Regions from separate parts of the Homo sapiens genome. Here region 2 is linked to region 1. Evidence: chromatin loops called from intact Hi-C (ENCODE). Cell type or tissue: PC-3. All regions are shown on one strand. Each heading gives the region's core, and the rest is flanking DNA. Links, peaks and the distances in the headings are about the cores only. Region 1 overlaps MUSK (muscle associated receptor tyrosine kinase). Region 2 holds the start of LOC124902248 (a long non-coding RNA gene).

Region 1 (2,803 bases), core at 246-2,745:
ATATTTGTAGTATTTAAAAATTCTTAAAATATCCACCAATATTATAGTATCTTTAAAATTATCTAGAAGTCAGCAAAAACATTGGCTCTCTTCTGAAACAGAACTGTTCTAATATAAGAAAGCTGCCTGATTGTAAAAGGATGCTTACCTTTTATGCCTAACTGCAGAACATCTGGTAGCAATTTAATGTGGCTACTGGCTGTTACTCATTTATCCTTTTCCCTTTTATTAAGAACAAAAACAAAATGACTTTAATTAATTTAAAACCAGAGAAAGCCAGCATGGAATGCCAGGGATGGTGTCTGTTTTGTTGATAAGAACACTCTTTACCTATGATGGTTGAAGCACTGAGTGGTAAAGCAAATTACGTGCTACTGCTCTGTTACCAAGTCTCAAGAATTATCTCCAACATTGGGAGGAAACAGGAGTGTGGCTATCAGACATGAGAAAGAGCATGAAACATGTCAGTACATTCAATCAGCTATACTGATTATGAAATAGTGTTCAAAGTTCCATTTTTTTTTTCTGTAGTAGTGTGAAACATCACCTCTTTTGAAATAAGAAAAATAAAACCATGTGGTTCATCTGGGGAGTTTGGGAGACTCCAGTATTACCACATCAGATTTTTCCCTCCTGCTCAGTTTTGATACTACTTGTATTCATGTGACTTTTAAATTTAGTGACCAAAAGGCTTAGACCCTGAGGTCGATTCAAAGAAGGGGCAATATAGAAAGTGGGGGTTGTTGGTAGAATGGGGAGCGGCTTACATTAGAGGGGTGTGTGACCATAGGCTCGTCCCTGTACTCTGAGACTGGATAAACATGGATAGAACCATGGACTGCACTCTCTGATGAAGGACCTGTTGGTGCCATTGAGAATGGGAAATACAAATATGTATTTTATTTCTCTCTCTCTCTCTCTCTCTTTTTTTTTTTTTTCCTTTTTGAGATGAAGTCTCACTCTATTGCTCAGGCTGGAGTGCCGTGGTGCAGTGGTGCAATTTCAGCTCATTGCAGCCTCCATCTCCCAGGTGCAAGTGACTCTCATGCCTCGGCCTCCCAAGTAGCTGGGATTACAGGCATGCGTCACCATACCTGGCTAATTTTTGTATTTTTTAGTAGAGATGGAGTTTCACCATGTTGCCCAAGCTGGTCTCGAACTCCTGACTTCAGGTGATCTGCCCACCTCGGACTCCCAAAGTGTTGGGGTTACAGGTGTGAGTCACCACACCCGGCCTGTATTTTTCTCTTCTGAATCCCTGTGTCCATTTTCATGGTCTCCGGCTGTTTTAGGACTATGCTCACTATTGGTATCATAGGCTGTCTTGCTTTCTTCCACAGGGCTGAGGGTTCTGATGACAAAGAGAAGCATCTTGCCAAATGCCCAGCATCCTGGCAAGTTTACTTTGCAACTTGAGGCTTTATGGGGTTGTGACTGGAGGGGAAATGCAACTTCCTGGTTCATAGGGAGAGGTTCCAAAAGTTTTTCTGACTCCTTTTGATGACTAACAGTAAATGTAAATGAGTCAGAAAGAAATATATCACATTTCTAAAACAATGCATAAGGATTTGGGCAGACACATGGAAGGGTTTTGGAAAAATGAAGCCTGATCTTTATTTTTTGTTGTCCTTCAAACACTAGAAATATCATTAGACATAATCCTAAGCATAAGCATAAGATCAGCTTTTTCCATTTCCAGTTTTCCTGCTGGGAAGAGCAAATAAACAGATGGAGTAGAAATTTCAAAGGGAAACACGAGGAACATGACAGAGGGGGCTGTTGACTACTAGGGGTACTAGTCACATAGGGGAGGATGGAGATGGTTAAATGAGACAGCAGAGTTTGGCATTAAGGAAGCATTGCCAGAATGGCAAAAGAGGCGCCATGTCTGACTTGAAGTTCTGGACTTCTGGCCAGCCTCATCGGATGCCGAGAGAGGGGCCAAAAGCAGAAATGGAGAAAGCAGATACCATACTTGAGTTCTGGGAGATCTGGGGAGCATAAGGCCATGCTTCTTTCAAATGACCCTGAATGAAAGAGGCTCCAAGGATCCCTTTTTCATCGAAGTAGCCTCATTTCCCTAAAATATCAGTCCACGGAGCACCCCAGTGTTGGGAGGTAGTTTCCTCAGTGATTCCAGAGGGACCTTCATGGGGCTTCTAGCAGGTCTAACTCACAAGAGCAGGTCAAAGAGGAAGAGAAAATGGAAGTTGTCTCATGGGAGTTCAGAAGTCTTATTCAATCACACTCATGACACACCCTTATTAGGTCTGCCTCGGGAAATTTTGGGAAAAGTCGAGGAGTGTCAAGTCCCCTAATAATCAGTGAGAATCAACCAGACAAACAAATCAGGGGTTGGACAAAAGGGTCTTATTCCAGGGAATAACACTAGATGTGTAGCAATTTTTTAATTAATAGGCATGTTTCTCATTTATCATATCCACTCTAGACCTTTTTAGTCTTTTCCATTTTTCAGTTTTCGAGTAACAACTCTCATTTCTTTACTTGACTCCGAACATCGTGCAGCACTATGATTCTGTATATGGTCAGATTTAATTGTTGCCTTTGTGGTTCAGAAGAGCAAAGTCCCAGGTCCCAGTTATAGGTTAACCCTCTCCTTATGCTGCCTTCTCTACCTCTACCCAAGTTCCTTGGGTAGCTACTGTAAACATACCCCTGTCCAGAGTGGCTTCAAGCCTCACTTCCAGGGTCCCCAACTTCTCCCCACTCTAAAGCTGACCTCCATCGCACTGCCATTGTCAAGCTCATGAAAAGTCATAGCTGGTTCTAGTCTACACAACCA
Region 2 (2,803 bases), core at 154-2,653, 280 kb before region 1:
GTGCGAGTGCCAGTGAGAGTGTGGGTGCGCGCTGTGGGCCGCGGCGCGGGTGGGTGGCCGTGCGTTCTTGCGAGCCGGCCTGCAGGAGGCGAGGCTCCCCTGGCCTCCCGCACCCAGCGGCGGACCGAGCCCCTGGAGGGAAGTTGCCGCAGCCGCCCGGGCCGCCGGCCCTCCTGTCCCGCGCCAGGTCAGTGCGCCCCGGGGCCCGCCCAGTGACACGTAGGTGGCCTCCGGTTACCTGGGTCGGGGTGGGTGCGCGGGAGGGCTTGCGAGGGGCCCTCGAAATTCTCCCAAAACCTCGTCCCGCTGGACTTGCACCTCCGAGGGGTCCCTGCGCCCCTGGGGCTCCGCACCTCTCGCTTCCCACTGACGACTCGGTTGTCCCCCACCACCGGGCTGAGGACTTTTAACTAAGTTTCTGTCCAGCCGCCTAACAAACGTGCTTAACAAGTAACAGGAGGTTGTAAGGCAAGGGAGGGACCTGGCTTTGAAAGTTGATGGTTTTGAAATCGACGGCTCCTTTGACTTGCGTAGGACTCCTTTGTGGTGAATGGATTTAAAGTTTATTCTTGTTTTTCTTTGCTGCCATTTGGTCTTTGCAATGTTAAGAGTGAAGGCATTCAGGACTTGCTGCTGCCTGCTGTCTGGGGCCTGAGGTTGTGGCTCTCCGCTTCTGCTCTCCTCTCTTCATTTTTGTTGAAATCCGTGGATTTTTTCATAAATGTGGGTGCTGGCTTGTTTCACTATGGACGCGTCGTTTCCTATGGGGTTAGATAGATATTGGTAAACATAAATATTGAAAATGTGATGATCACATATTGATGATCACAGCGAAATCCTCTATTCCTTCAGGCTCTAACAGTTTGTTTTTCACGTATTTGCATAAGTGTGTTTGCTCAGCTAAGCATAATTGGTAAGCCAGAGGTCTGTGATTCAGAGTCTGCAGTTCTGGTTAAGGGGAGACTGTACACTTGGAAAATGCGAAGTTTTTTAAGAAGTTATTCCCTTGCCGGATAGAAGAGTGGGTCCCAAGGAAAAAGGGTGTATTTTAGAGGTATGGTTATTTGAACCAAACTAAACATCATTAAAATACACAGGGAGGTAGAATGTCACCTAGTTCTTTCTGCCCTTGATTTCCATATCCCAGTAGGAGCGAGTATAATTGCCCCAAATGCAAAATTATGAATAATAATCAGCATTGTAAGTATATTAAGGTTGCATTTTTTTCTTGATACTTGTCTGATTTGAGGATAAAAACACCAAGTGGCAAGAGAAGGAGGTAGCTTGAGGCAGGAAGGCACGGGCGAGGAGCGAGGAGGGAAGGCTGGGTTGTCATCATCCGAGCCCGCAAGGTACACCACGTCCCCTAGCGGCGCGACCTCAGCCAGTCGGGTCAGCTCAGATCCTGGTCTCCGTCTCCCCATCCGGAAAATGGAAGGGGTTGGTGATCGTTGCTGTTCCTTCCAGCTTCCCAAATAGCGAGAAACCGGTGGGAGGTTATCTTATTGTGTTAGAGCAGTAGGAAAAGGTAGGAGGGGGAAGTGAGAGGTCCAGAGGGCCAGGAAGATGGAAGAAAACAAGCAACAGAGGATGCTTGGAGGAGAAAAATTCTTGAGCTGGGAGCTCATTTCCTCTTTTTTTTTTTTTTTTCCTTTCCTCAAGGGACTCAATAATACTTCCCCCACCTCAGATCAATCTCTTGTTACCTTTATTATTTAAAGCTTGTGAGTTTGCTTAGCTAATGCACTAGGGTGAGGTCAAGGTGATCCTTGCAGTCTGACTTCTACTAGGCATCACTTGACTCATTTGCATCATTGTCTCTCAAGGGAACAGCTCCTGCCCAGGTCTGTGGGCACTCAGCATGGATTTCAGTCTCCCTGTGAGTGATGGGAAAGAACTAACAGAGGTAAGAATGTAAGTGGCAGCCCTTTCGAAACTTCTATTTTTGTTCAAACCTAATATTTTCCAAAAAGTGATTTGATTTTTTTGTTGTTTCAAATTATACCGTAGGCTGCAAGGTTTTACTGAATCTATTCCATTAGTGACCTACTGGAACGTTCAAAGAATAAAAATCTCACTTGCTCAGTGTTTTTGATACACAGTGACATTCAGTCTGAAGTAAGTGATATTTAGGGCCAAGAATCATTTCAAATGCTTAGTATGGAAAGTTGCAATCTGGGCAGAATACACTGTATCATTTTCACTGGGAAGCTCCAAGTATTCAGCAGATAACAGAACTTTCAGAATTTAGTTTGAGGTCAAGATTTTAATGTCTGTGTTTGATGTGTGGCCTGTCTTCCTTTTCTTTGATGTTTTGGTATCAATATGCCTACACCCTTGAGGAACATTATTTATTGTAAAAGCTGAACTGTGATGTAATAAAAACTTAAACATAAGCTCTTGGTTTAAAGTCCAATAGTCTTCTCTGGCCTTAAGTCAGCATCATACTACTGTTTGGTTTCTTATTTTTACATATCATGTTACCCTCTTATTTAAATATCCCGGGCCAGGTGTGGTGGCTTATGCCTGTAATCTCAACACTTTGGGAGGCTGAGGCAGGACGATCGCTTGAAGCCAGGAGTTTGAGACCAACCTGGGCAACATAGTGAGACTCTGTCTCTATAAAAAAAATAGAAACATTAGCTGGGTATGGTGGCATGTGCGTGTAGTCTCAGCTACTTGGGAGGCGGAGGAGGGAGGATGGCTTCAGCCCAGGATTCAAGGCTGCAGTGAGCTGTGATTGTGCCATTGCACTACAGCCTGGGTGACAGAGAGACTCTGTCTCTTAAAAAAAAAAATCTTA

Evidence for each region. Hi-C counts contacts between places; a loop is a spot of excess contacts. Peaks named below come from ENCODE experiments on the same cell type or tissue, not always from the same donor. Only the 100,000 strongest peaks of a DNase experiment are listed, where the experiment ranks them.
Region 2: a loop joins it to region 1, with 5 times the contacts of the local background. A loop is called at or near these places in 12 of 110 quality-filtered maps.

The regions. Positions count from the first base shown.
Region 1 is chr9:110,751,582-110,754,384 of GRCh38, reverse strand. All of the region lies in intron 7 of MUSK (muscle associated receptor tyrosine kinase), which reads right to left. Among named protein-coding and RNA genes, the nearest start is that of MUSK, 84 kb to the right of the region's middle. RefSeq lists a silencer at 1,282-1,576. In PC-3, for the core only: no CTCF peak of the experiment used is centred there; a DNase peak (open chromatin) is centred at 1,404; H3K27ac peaks cover 2,500 bases.
Region 2 is chr9:111,035,225-111,038,027 of GRCh38, reverse strand. It overlaps LPAR1 (lysophosphatidic acid receptor 1), which reads left to right. Exons shown (of 6, transcript NM_001351411.2): 2 at 1,827-1,906. It overlaps LOC124902248 (a long non-coding RNA gene), which reads right to left and starts at 1,100. Exons shown (of 2, transcript XR_007061732.1): 1 at 239-1,100. RefSeq lists a silencer at 1-128. In PC-3, for the core only: CTCF peaks have their summits at 1,201 and 1,402; no DNase peak of the experiment used is centred there; H3K4me3 peaks cover 2,500 bases; H3K27ac peaks cover 2,500 bases.